Regions from separate parts of the Homo sapiens genome. Here region 2 is linked to region 1. A link is a loop called in an ENCODE intact Hi-C map of the cell type or tissue named here. Cell type or tissue: GM12878. All regions are shown on one strand. Each heading gives the region's core, and the rest is flanking DNA. Links, peaks and the distances in the headings are about the cores only.

What was found. Hi-C counts contacts between places; a loop is a spot of excess contacts. Peaks named below come from ENCODE experiments on the same cell type or tissue, not always from the same donor. Only the 100,000 strongest peaks of a DNase experiment are listed, where the experiment ranks them.
Region 2: it touches region 1 in a loop (2.7-fold over the local background); 4 of 110 quality-filtered maps call a loop at or near these places.

The regions. Positions count from the first base shown.
Region 1 is chr2:147,681,065-147,697,705 of GRCh38, reverse strand. No RefSeq gene overlaps it. Among named protein-coding and RNA genes, the nearest start is that of ACVR2A, 160 kb to the left of the region's middle. In GM12878, for the core only: no CTCF peak of the experiment used is centred there; a DNase peak (open chromatin) is centred at 7,945.
Region 2 is chr2:147,628,431-147,645,071 of GRCh38, reverse strand. No RefSeq gene overlaps it. Among named protein-coding and RNA genes, the nearest start is that of ACVR2A, 210 kb to the left of the region's middle. RefSeq lists an enhancer at 9,088-9,297. In GM12878, for the core only: no CTCF peak of the experiment used is centred there; a DNase peak (open chromatin) is centred at 9,181; H3K4me3 peaks cover 243 bases; H3K27ac peaks cover 2,049 bases.

The DNA.
Region 1 (16,641 bases), core at 4,938-12,937:
TGGATGGTTAGTACTTCCCCTGAGTAATGCCTAGGAGATCAGTCAAGATTGAAATGATTTAAATAATTCTGGAGCTGATTTTTAACTGAAAAATGTGTCTGTATTAGTTAGGGAAGGGTAACTATCATAAGAAGAGACCCCAACATATATTATGGCTAAAACACAACAGAAGTTTATTTCTAGCTCACATGATGATACTGGGCAAGCGAACAGGTCAGCGGAGTGGCCTCTTTCATGAAGTCATTGAGAGGCTCAGGCCAATGGAGACTGTGCCATATTCAACATATGGCTTCCAAGTTTGCACAGCATGTAGGAGAAAAGGGTCAAGGGGGCATACATGGGAGGGTTGTATGGGCCAGACCTGGGAGTGGCACCCATCATTTCTGTTCACATTTCACTGGCCACATGGCAACATCTAACTGCAGAAGGAGGTTGGGAAATACAGTCTACCTGTGCTCCCAGGAAGAGGTGGAGAACACGGGTTTTAATCAACAGTTTCTGCCCAGTGTCCATTTATCAATTGGTAGCTATTGTGATCTATAGAAATAGATATACTTTATTCAAGGAATGAATTTTCTCAAAAATATTTGAAAGGGAGCCCTTCTTTTCCAAGGCATTGGAATACCTGTGACTTCATCCAAAGAGATATATTTATTTCAAAGTTGAAGTTTGCAAAACTTCAGCACCCCATGCTGCCCTACCTTTGGCTGCTTTGCCCCTAAATCAAACAAGAATAGCATTCTGTCTTCACCTCCCAAGGCAGCTATTTAGTATCTCAAGGCTATTACTCAGTTTTAAACAAAGCATTTAACATTTTAAACAAAGCATTTACTTAATTAAATATTTTATCATTCAAAACACTGGTTTGAGTATGTGTTTGTGTGTATTTTCTAACATTAGGTCTATATCCAGGGAATGACATAACTATGAATCAAAGTCATTTGTAAGCTAAACCCTTTAAGACTCACTCATTATTAAGGTGAGCATGATTTGCTTCTTTGGACTTTTCTGGCATTTGAAAATAAATAAACACACCCTGGTTTGGTAGACAGTAGGAGTAAGAGGCCTTAAAATGACTTAATGATCTTGTTCATTACTGGCCTTAAATTGTATTTAATCTAAGGGCGGGACCTTGCTGCCGTATGACTTGTAGAACCAGTTATGTTTCATACAGATTGACTTTGTTAGTCTAAAATCAGAAGTGAAGTCTTTGTCTAGGCTAATGAGGTTGGGAAAAGGACAAAGCAAACAAAACAGCTTTGGAGCCAACCTGATTATGTAGGTTTATGAAGAACAGTGAATGCTTTTGATAACTGAAACATGCAGATAATCCTGAAATCTCACTCTATATATTTGTTTTAATTACTTCCTTGATGGTTTTGATGCCAATGTGGGTCCAATCAATCGCTCTGTATATCCTCTTTCCCTTGCCCTAAGTCCCTGCTCATTACTCCTCTGATGGAGTATCAAACAAAGGGTGCTTGGAAGAAAGCAGCGAGAGGCTGTATAATCCACAAACTGTGCGAGGAACCCTGGGAAAATAGGGGCTGGTAGTAAATGATCTTTTCTTGTCACTGGGATTGTGGCACAAGCCAGAATAGAGAAACGGGGTACCAGTTTGGAAGTCAGACAGACCTAGGTACAAATCTTACCTCCACCATCCACAGCTATGTGATTCCAAGCAATTATTTAATTTCTCTGAGCCCTAGCTTCCCCATCTATGAAAGGAGACTGAAATTGTTCCTTTCTCATAGAGTTGTATGGATTCAATGAGATCATGCATGTCATATTCTTAGCCAACTGCTCGGCATGTAATAAACACTCAATAAATGTTAGCTATAATTATTATCTATGACAATTTTAGGTGTCCTTTTTTTTCCTTTTGTGTTCCACACACTTCTCTATTCTTGATAAGAATGAAAAGGGCATATATTGTTGAGGCTCCTCAATCCAGTGCTGTTTCAGTAGTTAACGTGGTGGCCCCTGATGCCCTCTATGACCTTAGGGATGAAACAGCTTGGTGGCTCAGAGCAGTTCTTTCTTCTCAGCTCTATTTTGTTCTTGATATAGCTGTTCTATTCACACACCTTGCAATCTGCGAAGTTAAAATTAACCTATTTGCCAACCTGCGTCTCAGTGAGAAACTGAAAAATTACACCTTCTTTACGCACTAGACAGTGTTTTCTAGTGCATCTCTGATGAAGAATATGTTACAGCAAGAGATGGCTTAAAGGGAAAAGACTGAGTTCTATCTGCGCTTAGTTTATTCCCTTGGAAGAGTCCTCTGCAAATGTCAAAGCTCGGTTGAGAGAACAGGATGTGACATGGAAGTCGCTCAGTTTTGTCTCCACACACGGTTTTGAAATGGGGAATCAAAGTGTGCCAGTGTAACTGTCAGATTTGGGCATATGGAACAATCTAAGGAATCAAACTCTTTCCAGTAACAAGTTTAGCAACTTCCTTTAAAGAGGAAAAAAAAAAAAAAAACAAAAAAAAAAAAGCCCAAACCCCTCATTGCACTCACAACCAATGGTTGTCTTCAGTCGACAGTTCAAAGGAGTCCACTTTTCCATTTTGTGTCTGAGTTGACACTTCTCTGATTTCGTGTAGAGACTGCCTGCTGTTGCCACCCTTTGGTCTTAGCTTCCCTGGATTAACCTGGTTGTCTTCTGCCTCCCTTGTAATTCAGAGCCATGGTAGGTGGTCAAGGATGAATGTGTTTGCCTTGACCTTGTCCTAGAGGTCAGCTAGGTGTTATGATTTGTCTGAGACAGGCTAGACCATTACACCAGGCTGTGCAGATACACACTTTTCTCATTTATTTCTTATCTCCTTCAATGGGCCCCTGGTGAGATATTCCTCAGTTCTCTCAGGATTTATCTCCCTTTTCTTCCCTGACGAGTAATTCATAGGGACTCTAAAGTTCCAGGTTTCAGAGACTAGAATCAGGGGACAAAAACTGGGGGTCTGATTTATGACTTGGACTTAGGAATTCCTAAGCCATCATAAAGCTGCTTGAGAGCAGACACTTAGAGATATGGTAGGAGGAGAATAATGATGAAAACAGCCCCTTCCTGCCTGGCACAGAAACCCAAAATCAGAGTGTTAGGTGTCTATGTGGTGGGTAGATTGAGGGGTTTTTGGCATAACTCTCTGCCCTGAAATATACTTCTTAATATCTGCAATTTTACCACTAGAGAGTCATTTCTTTGGATCTGGACATGTTTTAGTGTTAGAAGATCTTTCCTCTCTGGTAATGAAGTTTTTAAAGTTCTTATACACACACACACATAAATATATATTTTATATATATATATATATATATATATATATATATATATAAACCTATGTTGTCCTCAGAACAGCACTGTGAGGTAAGTACTGCTATTATTCCCATTTTACAGATGAGAAAACTGAGGCACAGAGGCACTAGGAGTGCAGGGTCCCACAGCTAGGAAGTAGTAGAGAAAGAATTCAAACCCAGAAAGTCAAACTCCAGAACCCCAGCTCTTAGCCCCATACGTTGTGTCATACACTAACTGCAACAATTCTTAGATTGCTGGCTGCAGCATCTAACTACTACTGCAGACACTCTAGTCTCCAGCAACTCTTCCTTTCCCCACCCCACAATATTTCTGAGAGTTCCCAGAGAATGTCTGTTGGGTGTGGTCTGGTGGAGATCAGTGTATGGTATATCTACCAAATCCTTTCCCCCTGTTTGAGTGTTTACTCAATATTGGCTTGCTGCTACCTCTAAATTATAATGGTTCTATCCAAGAAAGCTACTGTTTTTTTAGGGTCCCCAATGAGCTGAAGCCATTGTAGTGTTCCGTATTGAAGGAGTGAGGATTTTCTGCCCATGTGAGACATTGAGGGTAAAGCAGCACTGTGCTGTGTCCAGATGCAGAGGGTATCTGGCATCTAGGATTAACTGCCAGGATCCTTTTGCTAAGAACTCCCTCTTCCCTTATCTCTTCTCATAGTTAACATAGGAACAAACACTTGAGTACCTTTCATGTCTCTATTTCAAGTTCCCACCTGACAAGTCCACCCTGAAAATGCCCAATCCTGGTGGCTATTCCTCTGGCCCCAGGTGATTTGTCCAATGGCCGATTCAAGCTTGGCTAATGAGTCCTTTCCTTTGGTGGACAGGGAACTAGAAAGAGATTGAGTGCAATCCCTTTCTAGAGGTTAAGTCTGCAGGATGTCTCACGGACTTAATTAGCAACTGTCAAGGGCCATGTATCTTCTCACTTAAAGATTGCCAATCTGCTGGGAGAGAATGAAGCTGACAGGCCGAGAGGCAGGAACAAAGAACGGAGTGTATTTGTGAGTGTTTGAGTCCTGATTCTAGGAATTTCAGAAGTTCAACAATGTACCTGCTCTTCCCATGTCGTACTCTTCTTTCCTTTCTTGAATATCATGAGCCAGCAAAGTCGAATATTTTTGTTACTTTCAAGTCAAAGAAATATAAAAGTTCAGCAGGTGACAGTTTTTGGTTTAAATACCTTGATATCTGTTTGCAACTCTCTTTCCCTTGGACTTTGACAAAGGGAGCTGGCCAATTGAGAATTTTCCGAAAAACAAACAAACAAACAAAAAACCCCAAAAACCTTTCCTAGTTTCTACCTTTCTACCTCCCTCATCTAATTAGTTCATTAAACCTGATGCTGATTGTTTAAAGCCTCCACTTATATATGGAAATACACCTGGGAAAAGAAACACCTTAAACCACTATTAGATAAAAGGCATTATCTATAGAGAGCCTGGTTGATAAACAGCACTATTAGATAAAAGGCATTATCTATAGAAAGCCTGGTTGATAAACAGCTAAGAATAAGGTTTTTGGGCAATGAAAACTGATTGAAGAGCAGCAGAAATTGGATGTGTAAGCAGGGGAAGTGGAGGCCAGGGTTTGTTGGGGGTAAGTCTTACTTTCTGAATGTCTTCCTTACTTTAGCAGGCTAAATCTCAGCATTTGTATGTTTGCTGTGCTTCTTTATTCTATTGAATACATGATTAAATTGTGACAAAATATATATTCTGTACTATATTTGAATATAACTCAGGGGGTTTTGTTTATTTCATTGTATATACTTTAAGTTTGGACCCTTTAAAAGTTAATATTCAGACTTATTCCAAATTGGATGAAAATTTTTCTGTAATAAATTCTGTATGAGGTAGGGTTCTCTAGAACAAAAGTGCTAATAGGACATTGTGTGTGTTTGTGTGTGTATGTGTGTGTGTGTGTATGTACACATTCACATACAGTTGACCCTTGAACGATGCTGGAGTTGGGGGTGCCAACCCCTGAGCATCCACATGTAACTTTTGATGCCTCAAAACTTAGCTACTGATAACCTACTGTTGACTGGAAGCCTTACCAACAACAAACAGTTGATTAACATGTATTTTGTATGTTATATGTATTAGATACTGTATTCTTAAAATAAGCCAGAGGAAGCAAAATGTTAAAGAATCATAAAAAAAGAGGAAATGCATTTACTATTACTAAATGGAATTGGATCATTATAAAGGTCTTCATCCTTGTTGTCTTCACATTGAGTAGGCTGAGGAAGGGTAGGGTGTGGTCTTGCTGCCTCAGGGGTGGCAGAAGGGGAAGAAAATCTTCATGTAAGAGGATTTGCACAGTTCAAACCTGTTATGTTCAAGGGTCAACTGTATTTATATGAGGGGATTTATTATAGGAATTAGCACAAGCAGTTATGGAAGTCAAGAAGTCCTATGATCTGCTGTCTGCAGGCTGGAGAATCGCGAAAGCAGGTGGTGTAATTCAGTCTGAGCTTGAAGGCCCGGGAACCAGGAGTGCTAGTGTGCAAGGGCAGGAGACAATGGATGTCCCAGCTGAAACAGAGTGAATTCACCCTTCTTGTTTTTTTTTCTTTTTTTTTCTTCTTGTTGTTCTATTTGGGCCCTCAGTGAACTGGATGATGCTCGCCCATATTGAGTAAGGGTCATTTTCTTTACTCAGGCTACTGATTCAAATGCTAATCTCTTCTGCAAACACCCTCAAAGACACATCTAGAAATATTTTACCATGCCTATCTGGGTAAATAATAAATACCTATCTGGGTATCCCTTATCCCAGTCAAGATGACACATAAAATTAACCACCTCTGGAACTTGAAAAGAATCAGATTACAATACCACACATCTACCTTCCTAATCATGATTTAACATTCACTGATCTGGGGAAGTAGCTAGGTTTTGGTGATCCTGTAAATGAATGCCTTTGGTTTCTCCTGGGTTGTTAGTGAGCATTCCTAGAACCACATCTCTGTTGTTTTCTCTAGGAGAGGGATGAGGGAACGGAGGATAATTTGGCTATCTTAATTTTTGCTTGCTTGATGTCCCCTTCTAGACTCCCCCAGTCCTCTTGTGCTTTTAAAGGAACATTTGTTACTAGAAAGTTTATATACTCAACTTTTCTGATCCATTCCCTTCATCAAACCATGGAATCTTAGATCTGGAAGGAACCACATGGATTAAGTAGTGCAAATCTTTTGACCATAGACTTTAGAAAACTGAGCTATTTTAATCAGGGTCATACAGCTATTTAGAGGTCTTCTAACTCCTGGTACAGTGCTATTTCCAGGTATGACATAGACATTTTCCGAATTAGGTTTTTTGGCCATATATTCAAGCCAAATCTATGCTCATTCTCCATTTGTTTCCCTTTGCTCACCTTTCAAAGCAAAGCTGACAAAACTCATTTTTGCTCATGTTTGATCCCCAACTGAGTTCAAAGGGTTTGACCTGAGCTAGCAGGACTTGGGGAGTTGGGGGACATGGAGTAGGTGAGATTGGCTCACTGACTGTGAAAAAACAGAGCCATGGGACCTCCGGAAGTCTGACCAGATGAGAGTCCACTGTTCAGTCCAAACTGAAGTTTCCATCTGTGGGAACTGTAGAGATGGAAATCAATGACATGGCCATGAGAGGATGCAAGATGCAAACCAGCAAGAACCAGAAGGCTGGGAAGGGAGCTCTGGAAGGCAGAGCCAGAGGAATTTCCTGAAGCCTTAGAGCATCTGTGGGACCTTCCTCCCCAACTCCCTCTGCTTCTACCACTCCTTAAGGATGCGGGGGAATTGATCTGGACTCATAAGACCTTCGGTGATTTTGGATAGCATTTTTGGCTGAATATTTGTCAGTCCTGATAATCTCTTGGTTGGAAAGCCCAATGATGGATGACACAATCCTGCTTACAAAGCCTTTTAAAGCATTTTTTAGTCCATCATCTATTATGAACCTAATCAATATCACCGATGATACCAGTCAAAGAGCTAGAAGGTAGGAAAGGCAATACTTTTATGTATTTCAAGGCATGTATATCTTTCATGGTGTGTTCTTAATGTGCTACCAGGAAAATAATTTATGATTAAAATTCTCCCACCCTTCAGTCTGACAAATTTGTATTTAATTAAAATATGAGTCCTTAGAGAAAAGCAATGGAGAAAAAATGTAGAAATACAGATTCCTATCCTGGCACAAAACTAATTTCTCTGTTCTTTGCCTGAACAGAGAAGGGTGTAAAATGAGGAAACCTGTATGGAGACCTCTAGTTAAAAAGTGTACTTCTTTTTCTTTTCCTCATCCTTCATTCCAGAGTCTTCCTCTTTGTCCTCTTTCATTTGACCTGAACTCAGATTTTAAAATTTCAGAAGCCATGAATCATACGTATATTTCTTAGACTGATATAATTCACAAATAAATGAAAGAGAGTGTTTTAAACTTACATGATACATGATGAAGATGCATGAGGAAGGCATATGATATGGTTCTTGTACTATTGGTAAGAATGAAGGCGTGATAATAATTTGAGGAAAGTGAGCAGGCTGATTCCACACCCTTGTCAAGTTCCTCTTTGTCAGTGGTTCAGCCTCCAGTGTGTGCTTGCTTTGCCAGCTCATCTTATTTCATTACTGATGCTTATTTCATTACTGATTTCACTTCCTTTTTTCTAAGCATACTTGCAAAGTCCAGTGTTTTGCCTGCACTTTAGAAAATTGTGGTCACAAATTGGTAGGAGACTGTGAGGGAATTTGGGGGAGGAGTGTAGGGAGGTACTCAAGAGAGTATTTTATTGCCAGGACCATCCTGGGGTTCAGAACCAGTGCCAGTAATCCTGGGTGGGTCATGTCTTTCTACCTCATGGTTTTGTGCAGTCAAAATCTGGTTAAAATGATTATCATGGGAATCCCTGCAGGGAAATACTTGCCTCCTCTCCCCATCCCTGATTTCCCTGAGTCACCAACATACTGCTTTGCAGCACAGAAGCACGGTGTGTGTCCTTTCCCACAACACAAGGAGTACAGAGGCACCTCTGAGCACCTCCCTCATGCATCTCCAAATGGTGTAGGATGAGTGAAAACTCCAGGCAAACTTGCCTTGTGAGTGCTTTTCTGACTATCTTTAACATACTTTCCTCCAATCAATATTTTTCTTTCTTTCCTTTTTTCTTGATGGGATGGGAGACAGGGGATTATTCAGCTGTGGCAGTGTCTCCACTCTAGAATTTGGGGTTCCAGAGTCATGCTTTCTGTATTCTCTAGATGTTCTGTCTGATGGGAATAGGTGTTATATAAAGAGTATTCTGTGGCTCAGTGATGACATCCATGAACCAAGCTCTTTTTGTCTAACACTCAGTCGTTCTCAGTGTGCTGGCAATTGGCTCTTGTGCTGGTTACTTCATGACTACAGGGTGGCTGTCATAGCTCTTGGCAATATGGCCATATTCAAAGGCATAAAGAAGAGAGTAGAGGTGGGGGTAGGTGAGAGAGAAAGTGGCTTAAGCTAATTAAGCTAATTCTCTCTCTCTCTCTCCCTCTGCATCTCTCTGTCTCTGTGTCTCTTTCTGTGTGTGTAGATAGACTGATAGGCAGATATAGTTAGATACAGATACAGAGATATATTATTTAGATGACCCAGAAGACTATCACTCATATCTGATTGACTGGAACTGTGTTCTAGTCACAGTTCAATACACCCACAATACAAAAGTCTAGCAAAGCAAATATCTGGGAAAAATGAATGAGGTTGCTAGAAATTGCTTAGCTAAACATGGTTCAAACATGTGGGGGCTGAGCACATTGCTATTCTGCACAAAATCATGGTTCTATTGGTATGAAAGAAGGAGTGGATGATTGCTGAGGGGCCAGCCAGCAGTGTCTGATACACGAACCAACCACAATTTTATTGCATTTTCTCTTCCACACTATCATGGGAGTGTGACTCATTCATGCTGGGAGGCTACCTTCCCAGTTCTAAAGAATAAATCATGATTTGTAAATGATCTAAGCCAATCATGGTGGTCCAATTCCTCTTGCCAATGGTTGGGTTAAACATGGAAGTGTGACATAATTTTGGCCAATGAGGTGTAAGGGGAATTGGACAGGAGGTTTTTGGAAAAGGGTTGCCTCTCCAACTAAAGAAACATGTCAGGGAAAAAGAATATTTGTCTGGTAGACATTGGGGCAGATGGTTGTGATGGCTGATGCTATTGCAATCATGAGGAGAGGCACACAACATACTGAGAAAGACAAAGAGAGACAAATTCTGTAAGGCTTGATGACATCACTGACTGGCTGAATTAACCACCCTAGGGACCCCTAATAAAGTTCTTATAGGAGAAAATAGTTTTCTTATGGTTTAAGACACTATGAATTATTTTCTCCATGACTTTCAGTCCAAATACTCTCATGGCAAGATAGAAGTAAGAGGTTCTATTGTTCTATAGCACTGTCGGATGACTATAGTTAACAATAATATATTACATAGTTTCAAATAGCTAGAAGGAGGATGTTGAATGTTCCCAACACAAAGAAATGATAAATGTTTCTGATGATGGAATGCTGATTATCCTGATCTAATCACTACACATTATGTGTATTAAAACATCACTACATACCCTGTAAATATGTACAATTTTTGTGTGTCAATTAAAAAAATATTTTAAAACAGGCAAGAATAATTAATTAGGTCAGCTTCTCAAAATATGCAATTCAAAATCCATGCAACTCAAAGTAATCCATGATAAAATAAATATGGAAAATTTTAAAGCTATATATGGTCACTGAAGTTAATGATCAAATTAGCATATCAAAGACTCAGAGCAAAACGATTCTTAAGGCAAAATTTTGCCCCTGCTTATAATCCCATTCTATCAGCTCTCATTCAAAAGAGGAGTAAATAAATAATATGTAGGTGAGAGAAGATGACACATAGTTGAGAGAAGATGCTTTAGAATAGAAAATATATTAATGTAACAAATATATTTTGTTACAAATAACAAACAACAAATAACAAATCCATAAAACTTCTCTTGCTCACCTCTTGAACTTGAATGGCACTAGAAAATCACTAACAGGGTTCTTGTGCTTCACAGGGTCTTGAAAATGGTCTATTGAAAGACTAGCTCTCATTTTTGGCAGCACAGGCCAGCTGCCCAGACTCTCATGACCATTTTCCTGTTAGTCAAGAAGTATCAATTATTGATTACTAGTCATGAGCTCACAGCTCTGTGAAATCTGAAGAAATACAAATGTAAGACATGAACTATTATAACACTTTCCTAGAGCTGCTGAAACCGATCACCACAAACATCATGGCTTAAAACAACAGAAATCTCTCAAGTCCTGGAGGCTATAAGTCCGAAATCAAGGTGTGAGCAGAGCCATGCTCTCTCCAAAGGCTCTAGGGAAGAAAACTTTCTTGCCTTTCCTGGCTTCTGATGGTTGCTGGCACTCCTTCATGTCCCTTGGCTTGGGGCAGCATAGCTGTCTCTGTCTTCTCATGGCTGTCTTCCCCCTGCGTATCTGTGTCTGTTCTCTTATGAGGATAGCAGTCATGGGAATAGGGCCCATCCTAAGCCAGTGTGATCCCATTGAGAGGTGACAATGTGCTGGTGGCCCTTGCTCGCTCTCAGTGTGTCCTCAGCCTCGGCGTCTGCTCTGGCCACGCTTGAGGAGCCCTTCAGCCCACCGCTGCACTGTGGGAGCCCCTCTCTGGGCTGGCAGAGGCTGGAGCCGGCTCCCTCTGTGGGGTGGTGTGGAGGGAGAGGCGTGGGCGGAACCGGGGCTGCACGTGGCGCTCGCAGGCCAGTGCGAATTCTGGGTGGGCATGGGCTTGGCAGGCCCTGCACTGGGAGCGGCCGGTGCCGCGGGCCCTGGGCAGTGAGGGGCTTAGCACCTGGGCCAGCAGCTGCGGAGGGAGTGCCGGGTCCCCCAGCACTGCTGGCCTGCCCATGCCGCGCTGGAATTCTCACTGGACCTCAGCTGCCTCCCTACAGGGCAGGGCTCGGGACCTGCAGCCTGCCATGCCCGCCGCAGTGGGCTCCCGCACTGCCTGAGCCTCCTGGAAGGGTGCTGCTCTCTGCTCTGCAGCGCCTGGTCCTATAGACTGCCCAAGGGCTGAGGAGTGCAGGCACATGGCAAAGGATTGTTGGGCATCTCCACCCGCAGCCATGGCGTGGGATCCACTAGGCAAAGCCAGCTGGGCTCCTGAGTCTGGTGGGGACTTGGAGAACTTTTATGTCTAGCTGGAGGATTGTATATACACCAATCAGCACTCTGTGTCTAGCTCAGGGTTTGTGGATGCACCAATCAGCACTCTGTGTCTAGCTAAAGGTTTGTAAACTCACCAATCAGTGCTTTGTGTCTAGCTAATCTAGTGGAGACTTAGAGAACTTTTGTGTCTAGCTGAAGGATTATAAATGCAACAGTCAGCACCCTGTGTCTAGCTCAAGGTTTGTAAACGCACCAATCAGTGCTCTGTGTCTAGCTAATCTGGTGGGGACTTGGAGAACTTTTATGTCTAGCTGGAGGATTGTAAATGCATCAGTCAGCACTCTGTGTCTAGCTCAGGGATTGTAAATGCACCAATCAGCACTCTGTGTCTAGCTAAAGGTTTGTAAATGCACCAATCAGCACCCTGTCCAAAAGGACCAATCAGCTCTCTGTAAAATGGACCAATCAGCTCTCTGTAAAATGGACCCATCAGCAGGATGTGGGTGGGGTCAGATAAGAGAATAAAAGCAGGCTGTTCCAGCCAGCAGCGGCAACCTGCTGAGGTCTCCTTCCATAGTGTGGAAGCTTTGTTCTTTCACTCTTTGCGATAAATCTTGCTGCTGCTCACTCTTTGGGTCCACACTGCCTTTATGAGCTGTAACATTCACCGCGAAGGTCTGCAGCTTCACTCCTGAGGCCAGCGAGACCACGAGCCCACCAGAAGGAAGAAACTCCGAACACGTCCGAACATCAGAAGGAACAAACTCTGGACACACCACCTTTAAGAACTGTAACACTCACTGCGAGGGTCCGCAGCTTCATTCTTGAAGTCAGTGAGACCAAGAACCCACCAATTCCAGACACACCATGTTAACTGTATCTGCAAAACAGAGCCGTGGGACCTCTGGAAGTCTGACCAACCTATTTCCAAGTAAGGTCACATTCTGAGTTCCAGCTGGATATGAATCTTGGGGTGGACATTATTCAACCACGCACAGTCAGTGGCTGAGGAGTGTTTATCCCAGTTGGGATAGCCCCAAATTCTATAGTGTTGTCCTTAGTGTAGGGGTCACGTGACTCAGTGGAGAAAGTGTTTAGATGGATCAGGGAATGTGTGTGGATGAGGTGGAGCTTGAATGAAACCTTGAAGTGCAGGTAGAATTTGGCTTGATAGAGGGGACAGAGTAGAATGTCCTGAATCACAGAGATGGGAAAAATTCATGAGCAAGGATTATGAATCCGTAGCTCTAATTTGAAAAATTAGACCCCTTCTTCAGACTGTGGTTCCTGAGGACGTGTGTAGTCAGGACAGTGTGAGGGTACCATTCCCAAGTGCCAGCCCCTCTGCATGGCTGGGAAGAGTGGTTGTGTGGAAAGAAAATGTGTGTGTATGCAGGGGCTGCGGCAATAAGGAATTTCTTTCAGCTATTGAATATGTCTTGTCTGTCTCCTTGCAAGAAAGAAGTTGGGGATAATAGCAAGAGAGGATTTTATGCTTTAATCATAAAAGCTTAAGACAGGAGATGGATGATGCCCACTAAAAACAGATATGAGAAGGCCAAAGTTGTAGGTCAAATTTAGATGTAGATGTCTTTGGCTTAAATCCAAAGGAGAAATATAAAATCTTGATCATTATTATCTGCAGGTTTTTTGTTTTTGTTTGGAACATTTATTTATTTATTTAGCCATCATTAAGATTTGTATACCTGTTTAAACTTATCTCCCAAATGCCCTAATAATTACCGATTTATAGCCTCCTAAAGACCTGTAATATTGTTTGGGTGCTCCAGTTATTCGCTTAATCATTTTAAAGAAACCGAAGCATGGCTCTACATGCAAAAAATCACTGGAGAAGATTTTGCCCTGCTTCATATAGGACCAGTTCAGTATTTCCTTTTCCTTTACATAGCTTCTTTTCTCTGTATATAGATCAAATCCTTTTCAAAAGTATCTCCAAGTCCTAGTCCTCAAAGTCTAATAGAGAAGTTCTAGAAAATTGTCTCCAGAAGTAGTTAAGTTTCTATTCACCGTACTAATTTAAGTTAGCCATGCCCACATTTACCCATGTTGTTTGTTCTACCATAGCATCCTTTTGCTTCACTATGACTACAACTTTATTTAGTTCAGGACGCTTTTGGCATGGATGTCATCCACGGTGCTCCTGTGTAGCCACTGAAAATTTCACCTGGAACCTCCAGATCATGTAGGAATGAGTCTTCTGCCTGTTACTGTTTTTTAAAATAAATCTCCTCATATTTTGATGGCAAACTTTGGGCTTCAGTTGCAAAATCGTCTTTTGTTCCAGGTTCTGCAGGAGGGAATAAAGACACACTATCCATGTTTAAATTGACAAGCCTAAACAAAATAGGAAAATAGAGAGTTGAGTAAAACCAGAAAGAACCTAAATGTGATCATTGTATAAAAAAAAAAGGAAAAAATACCCAGAAAGAACCTATATGAAATTTTTTTTTAAAAGTGATTACAAGGGGGTATATTTAGGAGTAAGTCATAGGCACTGACAATCACAACACAGGCTGGATGTAAATGCCTGTTACAATTGTCCTGGTGTGTATTGTTACTGTTGGCCTCCTGTGGACTTTTCCTACTGCCGGAATTCTCTCAAGCTCTGGGGCCGCTGATCTGCTACTTATTTCTCTGTGATGGGCTTCTGGAAAAGAGGGTTCTTGCTTCCTAAAGTGCTGAGCAGCTTTTCTGTTTGAAGAAAGCTGCTACCTCTACTTTGAGAATCATTTTACACAGAAACTCTTTAAGGGGTCTCTCTAGTTTGTAAGTTTGAAGTGGACCCTGAAGACTTTCCGAGAAAAGCTTTGGAACACTTGTGGCAGATTATCTTTTCTTCCACAGAGGCTGAAGATAAATGAAAGAAAACAGAAATCAGAGCTAAGCAATGCTTTTTAGCTAAAATTAGTACTAAAAGTTTTGTGAATTTGGAGGCCTTTAATAAGTGAAGAGTATTTGAAATACATTGGCCTAAATGTGAAATCAGTGTTCAGTTTTTTTTTTTTTTTGAACCAAGATCAAGAGAATTGTGTATTATAAGTTCTGTGGGGTCAAGGTCTAGGCCCACCATATAATACATCTTTAGCCCCGGTTCAGTGACTGGCGTATAATAAACCCTCAATTGATATTTGGTGACTGACTGAATCAATGAATGACACAATGAATGCCTTCTGAGATCTGCACATAGTTGACTTTTATTGGTCGATGGGAAGGACAGTTGTAGATCTTTCATCATTTTTTAAATTCCACTATTAGGAATTAATTTCATTTTAAATATTGCCCTTTCTTTCTTACACCTTCTATTGAAACACAAATACCCCTGCGTGGGGTGACTTACTAAGTCTCCGATGCCTCTGATGTTTTAGTGTGAGTGCATTCATGAAAGTGGATGTTGGGGGGATGATAAAGGTAACGTGTTGCAGAAAAGGGAGGCCAGAACACAGGAGGCCAATTGACCAATCCAGGTATTTTTCCTAGGGATGGCCTTGTAAGACAAACCCTGCCCCAGCTGCTGTAATCATTCCTGGGAACACTTGCAGCTTTTGGAAAGTAACACAAATTAAGGAGAGAGGAGAAAGGTAGCTGGAGAGGGAATGTCTTTAAATTCTGACCTAGTTTTGTATGAATAAAATGTATTTATTACTTAGGCAACATTTTCCCCAGCAGGTGAATTATAACTAACAACATATAATTTTAAGCTAACGTTCTTTTTGCTAAAGGCCTTAGTCATAACAGGTGTTATTAAGGGTAATAAGTACTTAGAGAGTAAGATTGAACAGTTCTTTTCTTGGAATATTCATGGAAGGTCCAGTCAATGTAGTTGAGAATTCTGTTAAGTATCATATTTTCCAGTTCATGGGGAATACTATGATCTGTAAGTGATCTTATAGTGTTTGGGTTTGGGTAAGGATGATTTCTGGTAGATACAACTAAAAACACTTAGTCCAGTAAATGATTATGCCCTTGAAGGTGATGACACTGGATTTAAGGCAAATGGATATTTACATGTAGGAATTGAATCTGTGGTGCTATATGCTATTAGGCTCCTGAAAAGAGAGAGAAAGCCTATACATTTTCTGCTTAGAATAGGGTGTAAGGAGGGGGAGGGCTGGGAGCTGGGAGCCAGATGGTCAGCCTTCCTAAACCCAATAGTAGTGCTCTGAAAGTGCCCTGTATGAGCACCTGCTCTTGCTAGAAGATTCCTGTGACCATTTTTTTTTTTTTGCTTTCTCCCTGGGCCTGGGTCTCCGGGGTACATGGCATTGGAAGAGGGCAGGCATAGTATGCTGGTCAGGTCTGCCACATCCAGCACTTGCAGCCTAAAGAATATAGGACTATTGTAAGAGTCATTTATTTTAAGGTTACTATATTGGTTTTAAAAATAAACACCATTTAAGTTAGTTACAAAGTCTTCTCTTTTGACCCAGGGGCCATACAGTCTTATTGATGAACAGTTTATGTTCACATTGATACCAGATTGGTATCATTTATTTATTTAGCACACTGAGTGCCTATTATGTCCTTTATTCGAGGGCTGAGTATACAGTTATGAACTAGCACAACAGGGTCTCTGCACTCTTAGAGCTTATATTTTAGTGGAAGTGATAGGCAATGAACAATAACAATGATATAGAGGTAACATTTGAGAAATGGTTTCTGCCTTGGAGGAGTTCTCAGTGTAGTTGTAGAGACTAATATATCAGCACATACTTATCATCATATCAATATAGAGATATGGTATCATCAACTCAGAGGATCTTTGTGAATCTCAACTTGGACATGGTGTCTAGTTTGCCCTGTTATAGGGTACCTCTGGAAACTTTTTCTTATTTTTTTTCCATCCCCTTATGATGATGTCATCACTTAACCTCACTGTAGAAATTAGTATTTTGCCTGGGGCTGGTGGCTCACACCTGTAACCTCAGCACTTTGGGAGGCTGAGGTGGGCAGATCATCTGAGCTTAGGAGTTCAAGACCAGCCTGGGCAACATGGTGAAACCCTGTCTCTATCAAAAAAAAAAGAAAAAAGCAAAAATTATCTGGGCTTGGTGGCATGTGCCTATAATCCCAGCTACTTGGGAGGATAGACTGA
Region 2 (16,641 bases), core at 5,838-13,837, 54 kb after region 1:
AATCAGAGCTTAGGAAGTAGATTTATTGTCCTATATATCCTTGTCTGGGTAGATAAAATGCAAATTTCATAACAACTATTTCTTTGGAAGCAGCTGCCCAACTTCTGTGGATGGGAGGACAGGCCATTTGTTCTTTAAAACTTGATAGGCTTCAACTGGGCAACTATAAATTCTCTTCTGTCCAAATCTCTCGCCTAGGGGAGGGTCTTTTCTTTCCTGATTGCTGACTGACTTCTTTCTTGTCATGCTGGAAAGCCTTGTTCAAAGATCTCAAAGACTGGCTGCATCTCTTTCCTAATGAAGCACCCTTAGCTCGAAGCTGGGGGAGAAGGTCCATCTGGCTTCTGCCATATGTGTGTATGCTGTCAAACCAGTAAACACGGCAGAGTTTGCTGACAGTGAGGAGTTTCAGTTAGTCAGTCATAAATTAGAGATGAGATATGCTGTGTTCCTGCTGCTGCGAGCTTTCACACTCCAGGAAGGAATCTCCACTTACCTATGTTGAAGAAGTTAAAAATGTGGATTAAGGAACCCTCTGATGGGGCAGTACTGAGTGAAATGCACATACATGATTCAGGCTGTTCAGACAGTGGGCACAGACACAGGATTAAAAACCCACAATCCTTTCCTAAGCACCTGATTTGCATCTGTTTGCTTATGCACTTGGTACACTGGCTCTCCTGTTTCTGCCCATCTATATCTAGTCATTTACGTTTTTTTTCCACTTGGGGTGGGTATTGGGGAACATCTCTTTGAAGAGTCTTTAAAAATATTCCTGTGCTGGGTGAACATATATATATTTTCCCCTCAAATGTGCTTTATTCTTGTCTGATAATCAGGTAGGGAGACAATAATTAAATTTTAATGCATCTGTCTTTTTAAAAAGAAAAGTGCTTTCTGGCTCTTAATGGCAAAATTTCATTATTATGATTTTAATGCTTTTAGACTAAAGCGGAGTTTACATTTAGGCTGTAAGAAGCACAGCTAAACGATTCCTCTAAGACATCTTTGTTTCATTTATAGTCTTGTGTTGAGGTGTGTTTTAATGTATTACATTTAATACAGACTGTGATATATTAGGCTACTTAAACATCTTAAACCAGAATAGCTTCAGATAATATTGTTACCTGTATCCAAAGATCTTACCACAGTGGGGTCACAATTTCTAAAGCAGATTCCCAAACTTTTTAACCCTGAATACTCTTCTTACCCAAGAGGTCCCATGACCCCTACAAGTCTTCAAATCCCTTTACTAAAAAAAAAAAAAAAAAAAAAAGATGTTAATATTCTTTAAATAATATGAGAAGTGGAAGACCAAGGCAATCTATTTCATTTGATTAGTTCAGAAATGTTTAGGCCCTAAGCTTAGCTGTGTTTTGTTTATTTGAGGTTGGGATTTAGGGCAAGGAAAGAAAAGTGATGATGGCTGGGGTAATTCATTAAAAAGGACTAACTGGGAAAAGGACAGGAGGCCAGGGGAGGGGTGGGGGTTGCCCCAGCCCCAGAAGTAAACACTACAGGAACATTTGAAATTCCATGTTTGATTCCTGGCATGAGAAGGAATGACATATATTTAGAAAAAAGTTTAGACCTTGCATATGTAGTTGGGTTTAGCCATTAGTTAAACTACATTGTAGTTGGTTACTGTCCATTCAGTAACATCAAAATTTGATATATTGCCCTAGCAGGTTGAATAGTGTCCCCTCAAAATTTATGTGCATCTGGAACCTCAAACTGAGCATTTATTTGGAAATTGAGTCTTTTCTGATGTAATTAGTTAAGAATTGAGCTAAGATCTTACTGGATTAGAGTTGGCCCCAAGTCCAATAATTGATATCCTTCTAGAAGAGGAGGGGACACAGATACACAGAGAAGTATGCCATGTGAAGACAGAGTCAGAGATTGGAATAATCCATCTTCAAACCAAGGAAGCCCAAGGATTGCCTGCAACCATCAGACTCTGGGAGCGTCATGGTCAGATTCTCTCTTAGAGTCTCCAGAAGGAACTAACCCTGCTGGCACCTTGATTTCGGACTTTTGGCCTCACAGAATGTATTTCTGTGAGGAAATACATTTGTTATTTTTAGCTTCCAAGTTTGTGGTAATTTATTATGGCAACCCTAGGAAATGAACACAATTGCTTAACAATTTCATTCTAGTAGTTAATAACTGTAGCTTTAGGTGCTTTATGATACCAAACACAGCTGTTTACTGAGGTTAATCATTCAAGCCGCTGTTGAACTTGAATATAGGGGAACCTCCTACAAAAAGAGTTTTGCAAAGGAGGGCCTGGTACTTCTAGGTTTTCTGTGGCTAAAATATGGCCCAGGGCCCACAGTGTTTCCCAATTGTACAGTGCCCCTGCACCCGTGTCAGTAACTAACCCTACGCTACCCCTCATGTGGAAGAATGATGGAGCTGATGGGTGTGGTCTTGCTCTCTACACTTGGAAAGACCATGCTCCTTGTTGGAGGCAGGGGAGGGGCTGTAGAGCATCTAAATAGAAGGTTATTCTGGAGATGAGAGGGCTTGCTGGCTAACTGACGGAGGCCTCTGCGTTAGAAGACATGATTTGTGGGTAACCAAGCTGGCTGCGTCTCCCAGAGTGGCATTTCTAGGCAAAAGCATCCTATTGCCACTAATGCCTGGGTGTGGTCCAAAAGTCCTTCAGCTTGCTACTAAATAGAACCACAGCTTTATGATCAGAAACAAAAGAGCACATTTTGTGTTTCTAAAGACAAAGTTTTAGGATCAGTTTCCCTTCAGTGCAAACACATTTATTCTCCGTTTATTTGACTTTCCAGCCCTTTTTCATAATTTCTTCACCCTCAGATCTTTTCAATTTGGGGTTACCTTGGAAGTAGGTGAGACTTCCTTAGGGCCTGGTGAAATCCAGTTGGAATACCCATGTGCTTGGAAGAGCACAGGTGGTCTCTTTGCAGGAGAGTGGTCTTTGCAGGACTATGAATCCCTATCTTGGTAGAGTTCCAAGTTCACCCAGCTGTTCAAGTGAAAACCTGGACGTCACTCTTGACTCTTCATTCTCCCTCACCCCTCATATCCAACCAATCACCATATCCTATTGATTCTTCCTTTTGCAGGTGGATGCACATTTCTCCACATCTTTCCAACTCTCCGTCAGCACCCTAGTCCAAGCTGCCACCATCTCTTGCCTAGATTCTTGCAACAGCCTCCTAATGACGTCACTACCTTCATCTCTCCTCCTTTATTCCTTTCTCATGACCATAGCCAGAGTGACCATACTAAGTATGAGTCACTTCATATTCCCCTGCTGAAAAGAGTCTGACAACTTTAAGATAAAATATGAATGCTTTAGTATGGCTTACATGATCTGGTCTCTCCACTTCATCCCTTGTCATTCTCTCACCTGCATTCAGTGCTCTGAATTTCTCTTAGTCCCTTTTATGGAAATTCCTCTTTCTAAACCAGTAGTTCTCTTCCTTGGCTGCACATTAGAGTCACCTGGAGAACTTTAAAAATTATTGATGTTTGGGTCCCACCCTAGAGATTATTATTTAACTTGTGTGGGATGCAGCTGGGAGTTTAGAAATTTTCCCAGGTGATTCTAATGTCCAGAGTAGGCTGAGAACCACTGAGGCTTCTGGATTCATCCTCTATTCTGTAGATGGGGTCAATATTCAATTATCCCTCTGGTCTCCACTTAAGGAAGACTTGCTCCAGAAGCCCTCCTTGATTACCCTTAGACAAGTTTAGTTTGCTCATTACGTGTTCCTATACATGCTCTACTTCCCCTAACAAACTACTCATTGCATTTAGTTGTAATTAGTTATTTAATCCTTTGCCTTCCCTATTAGAATGGAAGCTCCATGAGGGCAGGAATTGTGTCTGGTTTTGCTCAATATTCTATCCCCAGCAGCTGACTTTGTGCCTAGTATTCAGTATCTAATAAATATTAAATTGAATACAGAAACAAATGCAGACACATAAGGCAGTATGCACTGATTAAATTTCTTATTTGTTTCAGGCAGTCCACGCTGGGGCACTGATTCTTAGCATGGTCTGGAATTCTCAGCCTCTTTTTACAGGGGTTGTCTTTCAGCACTGTGCTCATTCATATCAGGGACTTGCCCTGGGGAGCAGTGGTTGGGCCCTATTCTTCCCAGCTGCCTTATTTCTCCAGTCACCAGGTCTTCAGGATACCGCGTTCCCAACCCTGACCTTGACCTACATCCCACCCTTCCTCCAGTAGTTGGTAGACAGGGGTTTGTATCAGGATGCCTTTGGGAGCATTTTCAAAAATACCTGTTCAAACCTCCACCCCTTTCTAAATTCTGACTGGATAAGTTTGGAGTGGACTTTAGGAATGCATATTTTATAAAAGTTCCATAGATAATTCTGGTGCACAACTTGGTCTTCCATGCTTTCTAAACTGTGAAGCAACTAATAGGAAATCAAAGAGAGTAATGGAAACTCAGCTGGGCCTGTATGTTAAGGGGGAGAAGGTTGAAAGGAGAAAAGTGTTGTCTACCACTTCCCTCCACCAACTAAGGCTCTTCCTTTGTACCTGTGGCACATTTAGGCATTCCTAAGTGTCCTTCCAGGAATTATGACTCTTCTTTTGTTGTCTAATCCAAAGGAGTGACCTTATGGTGGCTCTGTCAGAGGGCTGGTAAGACCAGCACAGACCAGGGTAGGAGATATTTGGAGCTGATAGAATACTGTAGGACTCTTCAAATTATAAGGAGGGTTGACCTCTATTGCATTTCATATCACAGGAAGGTTTTCCTCCCAGCTGCCTCACTGATACTGCCTTCTGTCAATTTGCAAGAAAGGGGACCTTGCACTTTGCTTTGGTGTCACTAAGTGCTCTACTTTATGTAACACAGCCTTTAGAACATTTCTCTTAAATATATGTTAGGGTCGGGCTATTTAAAGCTCAAGACTTATGCTGCTCAGACGTGAAGCACAACACTCCAACATAGTTTTAAGTTATGCAAATTGTTTCTTCTCAGTTGCTGCAAGAAGTTTTGTTTTGTGATACTGGCCTAGGGCCAAACAGGTAGTGTGATATGAGTAGGCAGCCCTCCTACTACCTCTCCAGTGGAAGGCTTCAGCCAGCACTGTTCTCCACATCCAAACAGAGCAGACATAAGAAAGTTGCATTGTGAGGCTGCTTGAGTTAGTTACACAGAGCCAGCACCTGCCTGGAAGGTAGGAGACTGGGTTCCAACCTTGGTTGTGGTATTGGGAGGATGTCTGTTCACTTCTCTGCCTCACATTCTCCACTTGGTCCAAGAAAAGAGCTGAACGGGGCCATTTTTCCAAAGCAAAAAGTTTACTTTTTAAAAACTTTAATTTTTGCATACATGCTTAAATAACAGGCATAAATAGACATCCTATATCTACTGTATATCCACTTGTCAGCCAAATCCCTTTCTCTGTCAGAGATTTGGTCTGATTAACTTGGATCCTAGTCAGTCCCAAGACATGGAAAGTCCAGAAACCTCCCATGATTTCTGTAATTTCCCAGACTACACAGCTTGTCTGCTTTACCACTCCCATCTCTCTGGGTGCAAACTCAGCCCAGTTTCCTATGAAATCCATGCACTCCTGGTGTTTTGTAAGCTGTAGCAGGACTTTGCCGTACCTGGGGAGGAGGAATCTGGGAAAGAGTTTTCTCCTACTCTGCATGACCTCCTGCTCTCTCCTGGCTCCATTCTCCTTCCCATTTTCTCTGCTAGCACCTCCTCTCTCTTCCCATATTCCCTGTCTTCCACCCCAACCCCAAATTATCCCTGTTATGCAGAATAGGGCAGCAGAGGGAGATGGGGCTCAGCCTCTGTTCTAGACTTGCAAGCCCCTTAGTAATATTGGGAGTCACCCTTCTTGGAGAACAGTCTCGGTTACGGTTTTTCCCCTGGTTACATATTTGTTTGATCTCTTACCATGTGCTCAGGTTTATCATGCATATGGATACAATGGATACTGTAGAAATTTTAGAATGTACAGGTGGGTTCTCTGGCAGGCAAGCTGTGTGATGTCATTAGCCCTGAGCTATATATAAAACCATCAAGACTTTAAAGCTTGAACCTGCACTATTTTGGTGCAAAAAAAGAGAGTGATGTTGAGAAAGAGTGAGAGAAGAACTGGAGTGTTTAGGTATAGATGTGCCACTTCCAAAGTGAAGGTAGGAAAATATATAAACCATCCTATGAATATTAATAAGAATACTTTACAAAGCACTCTGAGTTCCCAGAAGAAAGACGTTACATAAGCACAAACTTTGCCTCATTCATCCTGACAGCATCCCTGTGAGAGGAGATTCCATTTTAGAGACAAGGAAATGGAGAGAAGAGGAGCCATAACTTGTCCCCACAGTCATCATTATCTCAGTTGCAGAGACTCAGCAAATTTCTCCTTATCAAGCCTCTTCCAGCAGATCAGCCTTCCTGTTTCATGATACTTCTTTGCTGTTGGACACTGTTCACTATTTCACCTGTCAGTCTCATTCATCCAATCAGACTACGAACCCCTTGAGGGGAGACCCAGGGACCCTCTATCTATTCTGCATTTTTCCCTCTCACTGTGTCCAACAGAACATCAAGGACTCAATACTACTCAATAAATGTTTGTTGATTGATGGACAGTCAGTGTGGTGTGGAAGTGACAATGATTTAACCAACTATCTTTTCCTTTGTAGTTGCTTTCTTTTTACTCCTCCCATCATTTTTCTTTTTTTCTGTTATTTTAAAATAATTGCAAGTATCATGAATATCTTGCTTTAAAAAATAAAGCATTATAGAGTTTTCTCTATCTTCCGCTTTCCGGATTAATCATTGCTTTATCATAGGATTAAAGAGAACTTTAGGTAACATAATTTTTGAAAATAAACAACATGTGCGTAGTACAAAATTCAAAGTGTTATAAGGTGTTATTCTGTGAAAAATAACTATTCTTATACCCTTTGCCAAAGCTACCTGTTTCTCCATCCCAGACACAACCAACATTATCAGTCTCCTCTGTGTCCTTCTAGGGATGTTGTATGTTTACACCATATATGTGCACATCATTTTTTACTTCAAATGACAGCATATCATAGACTTTGCTCTGCATCTTGTTCTTTTTGCTGAATGACACCTTGGAGACTGTTTTCTGGCAGTATTTATAGTTGCTTCATTCACAGTATTCCTCTATATGTGCATACCATCATTTGTTTGACTACTCCTCTATTAATGGGCATTAATTAGATTGTTCTCCATCTTTTGCTATTTATGAACAATAATAGAATGTGTGTTTTCCTACATATTTCATATTGTGTATGTGGTAGCATATCTATAGACTAAATTCCTAGAAGTAGAATTGCTGGTTCAAAGAATTGTGCATTAAATATTTTGATAGATATTGCTAAATTGTTCTTTATAGAAACAAGTTATACCTATATACACTCCCAATCACAATGTAAAACCATGATACATTTTAGAAAAGCTATATATCTGAGATGAAAACATGGGGAAGTTGAAAAAATCAGAGTATAGCACAGTTGCACGTCCCAGCATAGATGCTGTTGGCCAACATTCATGCACAGAATGAATGTTGCCCATCCCTGCTGTGGGAGCTTGTGTTCATTAGCTCAAACAACTCTGTGATTGTGAGGTGATTTTATTTGAAGGGACTTTAAATTGGTACCTTGTTTAACAGTTAAAGCAGCTGTTAGAAAACAACAAACATTTATTGAATATCCCTTGTGTGCCAGGAACACAGATGAACACTTCCTATGCTGTGAGGCAGGTATTATTATCCTCATTTTTTTGACGAGGAAGCTGAAATTCAGGTTAAGTAACTTGCCCATAATAGGCTGTGGAATTCAAGAAGGCCTCTCTCTTTCTAGTATGCCACACTGATTTCTTATATTACTTGTGTGATTTGGAAGATTAAGGAAGTACTCAGTCAACTGAAACTGCATTTTGTCTAAAGTGAGCTCGACAGCATTGCAGCAGGGAAGATGTCCGAATATCTGTACTTTGAACTTGTCAGTAGAAAAAGAAACCACCTGGTAGCCAAAGGATATTTCCTGAATGTAAAAATCTCAATGACATTGTAGTATTCTCTCATGCAGTAAAGGTCTTAGAGAAAGATCTGTCATCACACAGGATGACTCTGCTCAAGAAGGAACCAATTTTAATCTTAACATCATTTTAGGATTTGGCGCTATAAGAAAAGGGAGCATAAGGGAGTGGAACACAGGTTTGTTTTTTTTTTTTTTTTCCACATTAGGATACACAGCTGAGCTGCAGCACTGTCAATGACCAAAATTCGAGCCTTGTGGTTACTGCTATGATGAAATCCTGTGGAAAGGGGAGTTTCACTTCCAGACACAGACTGACCAGCAAAAGAACCAAGAAAATCCACACAATCATCTGTTGGTTTTTCCCTACTAAAGAAAACTGACAGTGATCTATTGCAGGAGGCCAGGGACGGCAATGTGCGTCTTCTGTTTGTGTTCATAAGATGTTGGTGCTGGGGGCTTTGAGAGCACCTTTTTAATAGGGGTGTTTTGCATTTCACACCTAGACGAGTAGCCCCAATACAACTAATCGGTTTAGTTCAACAATTCCTTCCCATATTCCTGCCAATATGTGAATATCTCCCGGATGAGTCAGCTGGAAGATATGTGGAATATAAATTCTTGTCTTTATGTACTGTGTTAGAGGAATATCCAGTCTAATTGTGCAGATAAACACACACACACACACACACGAAAAGCTACAAGACATTCCTACCACAAATGTTTGTTCAGAATCTGCTATGTGAAAGGTACTGAGGCTGGGTGCGGTGGCTCACACCTATAATCCCAGCACTTTGGGAGTCAGAGGCAGGTGGATCACCTGAGGTCAGGAGTTGAAGATCAGCCTGGTCAAAATTATGAAACCCCATCTCTACTAAAAACACACACAAAAAAATTAGCTGGGTGTGGTGGCACATGCCTGTAGTCCCAGCTACTCAGGAGGCTGAGGCAAAAGAATAGCTGAGCCTGGGAGGTGAGGTTGCAGTGAGCCGAGATTGTACCACTGCACTCCAGCCTGGGCAACAGAGCGAGACTCTGTCTCAAAATAAAAATAAAACTGAAAGGTACTGTGCTAGGTTTTCAGAATACAATGGAAAAAATAGATCTGGTCTCTGCCTTCCTTATTTGAATGTAGACAGGGAGACAGATGACTGAACAATTACATGAAGTGAGGATTATAGAAACAAGTGCTAGAGGTATTCAGAGAGGTTACATTAGACTGACTCAGTAGAAGAAAATGTGAAGTACAAGGTGAATGTGTCAGGCTGAATCCCTATTTACTTCAATAGGGATGGCACCATGTTCAAGAGGCTGAAGAAGAAACCTGGAGTCAGCGAACAAGACATGGGGTTAATTGAGGGAATTTACATACAGGGCGGTGTAGTGGCAGCAGGCTGGAGAGAAGAACTGCAATCACTTGTAAAAAGCATGCAATTTATATAGAATATTTACTTAGCACCCTCCCCCTAGCAACCTCCACCTGGCAACCTTCATTTAACCAAAAACAAAGGGCCTTCATCCCCTGTATGGCCTGCATTCCATGGGATGGCCTGGGAGTTCTGATGTTCCTCATGGATAAGAAGCGAGTCTCTGGGTTGGCCACTCTCAGATTCCTTAGCTTGGAACTCCAAACACATGTTCTTCTTAGACCATAGGGTCATTCTCAGGGTATGCTTAAGTTATAGCTGTCAGGTGTTTCTGCCATACAGGGTCATTCTCAGGGTGTGCTTAAGTTAAGTTATTGCTGTCAGGTGCATCTACTATACAGCATGTAGAAGCCAAAAGTGCATATGACCAAATATTTCCATTGTTTTTTTTTTTCCGCTAATGGAAGAAATCTTCCAGTTGAAAGTAAATGTGAAAGTCCTAAATGCTGCTAACCAAGTACTTCCATTCTTCCTTCTTCTGGGTTCATGTAGGATAATACTTTCCAACCCTCTTTCAAGTTAGGCCTGGCCAAATAATTTGTTTTGGTTGAAGCAAGCAAACTTGATATGCATCACTTCTTGCTGGGAACCATAACAGCTGCATCCACTTAGCCACATCTTGTCTTCTGACTGGTGTGGTGATCTTCATGGACACAAATGTTGTGAGAAAGCTTCTGTCAGTCACTTTCCCTGAAGAATCACGATGAACTGAGCCCTATAGCATTTATAAGATGCACATCAATGTGGCTTTATCCCACTGAGATTTTGGAGTTGTATGTTTCTGTAACCCATGCAGTCTCATAGATGGGTTTCCCATTCATTTAATTTTTTTGACAAATGTTTTTTGCAGAATGCTAAGCATTAGTCTTAGATGCTAGGAATAAATCACAGAAAAATACAGATACGTTTCTTATTCTTTTAAAGTTTCTGTTCTAGTTGAGGGAACATTAGGAGGTGAAGCTGGAGACAGATAACAAACAAGTAAACAAATGAAAACAAAATTAGGAAGATTTTAGATTATGATAATTCTTACCAAAGTGGTAAGATAGAGAGTGCCTTTTTATTCAGGGTGTTTTAGACAGGGTGGTCAAAAAAGACATCTCTGAGAAGATAACATTTGTAGTTAAAAAGCTGAAGCATGAGGAAGAGTCAACCAGATTAAAATCTAGGAGACAGTGATCCTGAAAGAGGGAATAGTAAAAGCCCTAAGATCAAGGAGCTTGGCTTGTGTGAGGAACAAAATGAAACCAAAGTGGCCTGAGGAAGGTGCTTGCAGGGAGTCAGCTGTGGTACTGACTGAGATGAGAGAGGCAACAGCCTGATGTTATAGCTATAGTAAGAAGCTTGATTTTTATATTAGGTAAAATAGGAGGTCATTGCAATATTTTAAGGAGGAGAGTGATGTGATGTTATTTATGTTTTTAAAAGATAACTGTTTGCTATGAAAGAAGGCCAAGCTTGGATGCAGGAAGGCCACTTAGGAGCTAGTGCAATATTCTAGGAAAGAGATTTCGGTGGCTTGGTTTAGGGTGGCAGCAATGGTGGTGGAGAGAATTGGATGTATTTGAGATATGTTTTGCTCATATAATGTAGAGAATTTACTGACAGATTGAATGTGGGTGGATATTAAAATGATGTCTACATTTTTGGCCTAAGTTTAATGGATAGTGCCATTCACTGAGAGAGGGAGGATTGGAGTAGAATGAAGAGAGGGAATTGGAGGACAACTAGTAGTTCAGTATATGTAAGTTTAGTGTTCATATTATATTTCAAAATTAAGATATCAAGACAGAGTCTTGGGCCCCAAGTAGATGTTAAGCCTGGAGGTAAAACAAGGAGTCATTGGTGGACAGACAATATTTAAAGCAATGAGAATAGATGAGATCATGTAGGGAATGGGTGTAGATAGTAAGAGGAGAGTCCAGCACTGAGCTCCTGGGCACTCCATAATTTGGAGGCTGAGTAAAAGAGAGGTTATGGAAGAGGACTGAGAATGAGTGACCAATGAGGTAAGAACAAAAGCAAAAGAGTGTGGAGTGCTGGAAGCCAAGAGAAGGAAGAGAGTTAAGAAGAGAGAAATTGGTAAATATGTTGACTACTATTGAGAGGTGAATGAGGTGAGAAGATTTTTGTTGACTTTGGCACAGAGAAGATTGTTGGTGAGTTAAAATGAGCAAATTAGTGGAGCTAGATGCTAAATTGCAGAGGATTGAAGAAGGAATGAATGCCGAGTGAAAAAGTAAAGAAGCTATGTGTAGAGAAATTGTAAAAGCAAACAAAGGAATGGACCGATTGGTAGATGGTAGGCATGTGATTCATATGTTTAAGTTGTGATTGTTAACCATTTTTTATAGGGTAAGAGGTTCTAAATCATGTTTTATAGTGATAGGAATAATTCAAGGGAGAGAGGAAGAGAGGGAGGGAGGAAGAAGGAGGAGGAGTAAAAGAAGAAGAGGAAGAAGAAGAAGGGGAAGACTAAATACAAAGTACCCGAGAGCCATGGAATTATGAACACCAGTAGAAAAGAAGGCACTGGGTTTGACTTCGATGGGTGATTAGGATTTGTGAAGACAGAAATCAATGTGAATCTCATTAACAAAGGTGCGTATGTGATAGTTAAGATGGAATCTTGGCGCAAAAAATTAGTAGGATGGATTGGTTGAAGCCATGATTTTATCAGAGAAATCATAAAACTAAAACTTGGATATACCTGATACAATTGGAGAGTTGGAAGGGAAGTTTGCTCAGTGCGGGAGTCTATTCTACCACTGACTCAACAGGTGTCCATCTGGCCTCTGTCTGAAGGTCAGGGCAGATTGCAGAGACCCTAATACCTGAGTCAGCTTTGGGAATTCATTATTTAGGCCACAAAAATCAGGGTGGATTTTAGAGTTTGAAGGGATTTGACCAAAGCAATATTTTAAGCAGCTTCACAAGGAGGAAAGATTTAGGACGAGAGCAACATCATCATCATCACCTGGGAACTTTTCAGAAATGCAAATTTTGGGGCCACATCTCAGACCTCCTGAATTGGATGCACTAGGAGTGGGCCTCAGAAATCTGTTTGAACAAGCCCTCTAGGTGATTCTCATGCATGCTAAATTTGAGAACCATCAGCTGCTAGATAGCAAACATATGGCGAAAGGAAGCCAGATGCCAGAGGGTGAAGGAGTGAATAGGAAGTAAGAAGTGAAGGCAGCTGGAGTGATCACTTTCCCCAGTTAGCTCTGACCTCATTTCCTGGGGTTGTGGTTGGAGAGTGCTCCTTTAGGACCTCTGGATTCTGCTTATTTGGTAGTATCTTGACTTCTGTTTGCCTATACCTCATTTTGTTAATGCATTTTTTCAGTGCTATTGTATTTGTGGTGGTATGAACTCTTTAATTAGAAAGAAAATTTTATTGGTAGAAGAAATGACTTCATTTTTTAAAAGCATTCTTATATACCCAACATGGTGATCGGCATGCCATAGTTTCTTTAAATAAAGACTAATTCACATACTAATGCACCTAGAAACTACAATGTCCCAGCATAATTCTGCCATGGCTATTTAGGAGAAAAATGAAAAAAGAAGAGCCTGAAGCAATAAGGGCCTAAAAGGAAGAGAACTGGATGTGGGAAGATTTAGTGGTCCTAAGAATCTTTGGGAAAAGTTGAGAAGTAGGACTGACAAGAGAGGACTGATGAGAGGTGACTGGTAATTTGGCACAGGTTAGCAAATTAACAGTGCTAGTTCAAGGAGAGGAATCTAAGAAGGCTTTCCCCTTCAACTATTTAGTCTTCACTGCAGAAGAGAACAAACACATTTAATATGAATGTTTTCTATCCCTGCCACTGCTTATCAGCAAGACTTTCCCTTGCTCCAATGTCAACATAGTCAGGCTACTTTTTGACTTGGTTGGCCAGCCATTGATCCATTCAAACCCAAGCTGTTGGCCTCAACCTTTCCTCCTTGGCATCAATTTGATTTATCTCCTAACTTCTGGGTTCCAGGCTCTAGCTGTGAAGTTTCCCACTTCCTTTAGAGTTCAAGACACCTGATTTCCTCTTTTTTTGTAAGGCTATGATTGTTGATCACTTAGGCTGAATGTCTGTATGTGTGCTGGTGGCAGTGGGGAGTGTGTGGCTGAAAGGAAGTAAACAGATCCTGACGGTGCATCAGTTGTTTTCCTCCTTCCATTGTGGTTAGGTGTGTCTCCTGCAGTCCAAGAGGTCAGTCAGGGAAGGAATCACTACATTTCCTAGTCCTTAAATAACTTCTGCCTGAAAGAATTTTTGATTGATGAATTTTATGAGAAAAAAATCTTCAGAAAATGCTTTTGGCAATCTTCAATAGGACAGATGGAAATGTGCCTGGCAGGGTCTGATGTTCTAGGATGAAGTTTCCATCATCTTTTGTCTAGTCACAGAAGGTACTTTGGAGTAAGGAAAGTAAAGCTGAGTTTGATGTGGGCTCATTTGGCTAGGATATGCTAGTCGGACATGCAATTTTTTGGCATGGGTGTCTAAAGTTTTCTGTAGTAAATAGGGATCTTAGTGAACATTTGATAAAGAAAACATAAAACCTCAACAATTGCAGTCATAAAAAGAAAACATTAAAATAGAAATCTAAAATCCATGTGTCTGTAAGAATCTGTACATGTAGACAAAAACGTGTTTATGGGTCAGAGCAGAACCAGAGCCACGACGTAAGGAAAGATCTAGGTTAGATCAACTAAGCAATGAATGCTCCTGGCAGGTTTACTGAGCTTCCGGCTGAGCAAAGGTATTCTGCAGTTTGTATTTTTGATGTGTGTTGTTAACTAATTAAACGCATGCAGCCTTCCTGTGAAGTGAGTCAGTGTTCCTCATTTCACATATGAGGAAACAAGGGCAGAAAGGATAAATGACTTGCCATTTTGCCAGCCAGAAGCATCACCCAGACATATTGCTAGCATTTCCAGTGAGGTTTCAAAGAATGACTTTATATTTCAAATTTAGTTTGGGTTCATGCAAGGCCGCTGAGGTGAAATTTTCAGGTCTCTAAAGCCACTCACTTGGTCCTGCCTGAGAGGTAGATAATGGTCAGTGAGGGTCTACTTGGAAGGTGTGGGGGTTTTAAGTGCTTTTCATGGTGACTTAAATGAGCACTTGTCTTGCTTTCTTACTGTAAACTTTCCACCCCGAGTGCCATTTATGTACTACACAGAACAAAGAGCAAGCTTGCTGGAAAACTAATTAATTCAATAATTGGTGGCAAAGAAACTTGAAAGCTGGCCAGACCAGCAACCTGGTGTGATTTGTAGCAACAGAATAGAAAAATACCTGAGGAATGAGTTCCATGTTTATTTTTTGGGTACTATAATCATTGACAATAAGAGAAGGGGCCATTGAGAACAAACATTATGAATTCAATTTTTCTCATGTGTGGTGGGAGCTTTCTGTGTGGAGTGACCCCCGCATAAGACAGAGCACTCGGAAGTGTGTTGCTAGTAGAGTAGGAAGTAAGCAGAGTGTTATGGGAGAGAAAGACTGCATCAATCCGCAGATATTAGTGAAGAGGGTGTGATTTCTTAAGCAAACGGTGCAGAGAGAGCGCAGAAACCAGAGTCTGCAGATGGTGTGATAGTTAATTTTATGGGTCAACTTTACTGGACCATGGGGTGCCCTGATATTTGGTCAAACATTATTTCTGGGTGTATCTGTTGGGGTGCTTTGGATGAGATCCACATTTGAATCCATAGATTGAGCAAAGCAGATTTTCCTCCCTTATATGGGTGGGCCTCATCCAATCACATGAAGGCCCGAATAGAACAAAAAGGCTAAACCTCCCTTGAGTAAGGGGGGATGCCTCCCACCTCACTGCCTGAGCTGGAACATTGGTCTTTTCCCGCCTTCAGACTCAAACATTGGTTCTTCTTGGTTCTTCAGCTTGCAAGCTTTCTGACTGGAACTTATGCCATTGGCTACCCTGGTTCTCTAGTTTGCTGATTGCCAACTGCAAATCTTGGGGCATTTTAGCCTCTATAATCATATAAGTCAATTCGTTTTAAATCTCTCTCTCTCTTTTTCTATATGTATACACATATATATTCTATTTTATACACACATACATATGCATATATATAGTCTATTGGTTCTGTTTCTCTGGAGAACTCTCATTAATACAGTTGAAAATGGGGTTTTAGGACACATCCAAGATTTTGAAGGATAAGATTTTACCTGTGGGTGGTGGTTGTCAGTGGCAGGAAAAGAGGGCAATGAAAATCCAGTATTAGGTGAGAGAGACATACCAGGAAGATGGGAAAATGTAGACTTGTGGGCAGTGAAAGATTCCAGCTGTGTGCTCCATTCCACAGTCTGTAAGTGTAGAGATTATCACTACTGCATTTTGCCAATGGGAAAGGGAACTAATTAATTAGAGGAAAGGAGGATCTTACAGTATTGGGAAATTTTAAATTTCAATGGAGAAGTTGTCAGAATGTTTCAGAATGAGTCAGAAGGAGCTAAATATTTAGGGGTGCATGGTTTGTGAGCATATGATTCATAGGGGGAATTTTACGTGCTAAAAATATCATTGAGTAAGTGGGTTTTTCTGGTGGTTTTTTTTGGAGTTCAAATTTCCCTTATTAGCAACAAAGCTCTAATATGAAGTGATTATATACTTAGAAAACTATCTTTTAAAGATGAAACTCAAATAATTTTGTAGATGAATTTTAATATGGTAATTTCTTATAATGACCTTTCTTAAATGTACCTTGAGAACAAATATCAGCAGGTGTTGAATGGCTGGATGAAGAGCCTTGTGTCAAGTTCTGAGTAGAGGTTCAGAAAGGAATAAGCAAAGATAGAATCTTTATAATCAAAAGTCCAACTTTCAAGATGTATCAAAATACCTAAAGATTTCTATACCAATTATTCCTCTAAACTCTTTCTAGGGATCGAGCTTACAGTAATAATCCAGAATATGGAAAAAGTCACTGTACAAAGACATTAAGATATTATTAATAAATGTAAAATATAAAAAATTTTGAAAAATAAGAAGCAAGCATTATTCCCATGTCTTGAATAATGTTGAAATAAATTATAGCACACCCACTTAACAGAGTATGCTATTTATATACTATTATGCACCAATAAAATGTTGGCTATGAAGACTATATAATAAATATGGGAAAAGTGTATATAT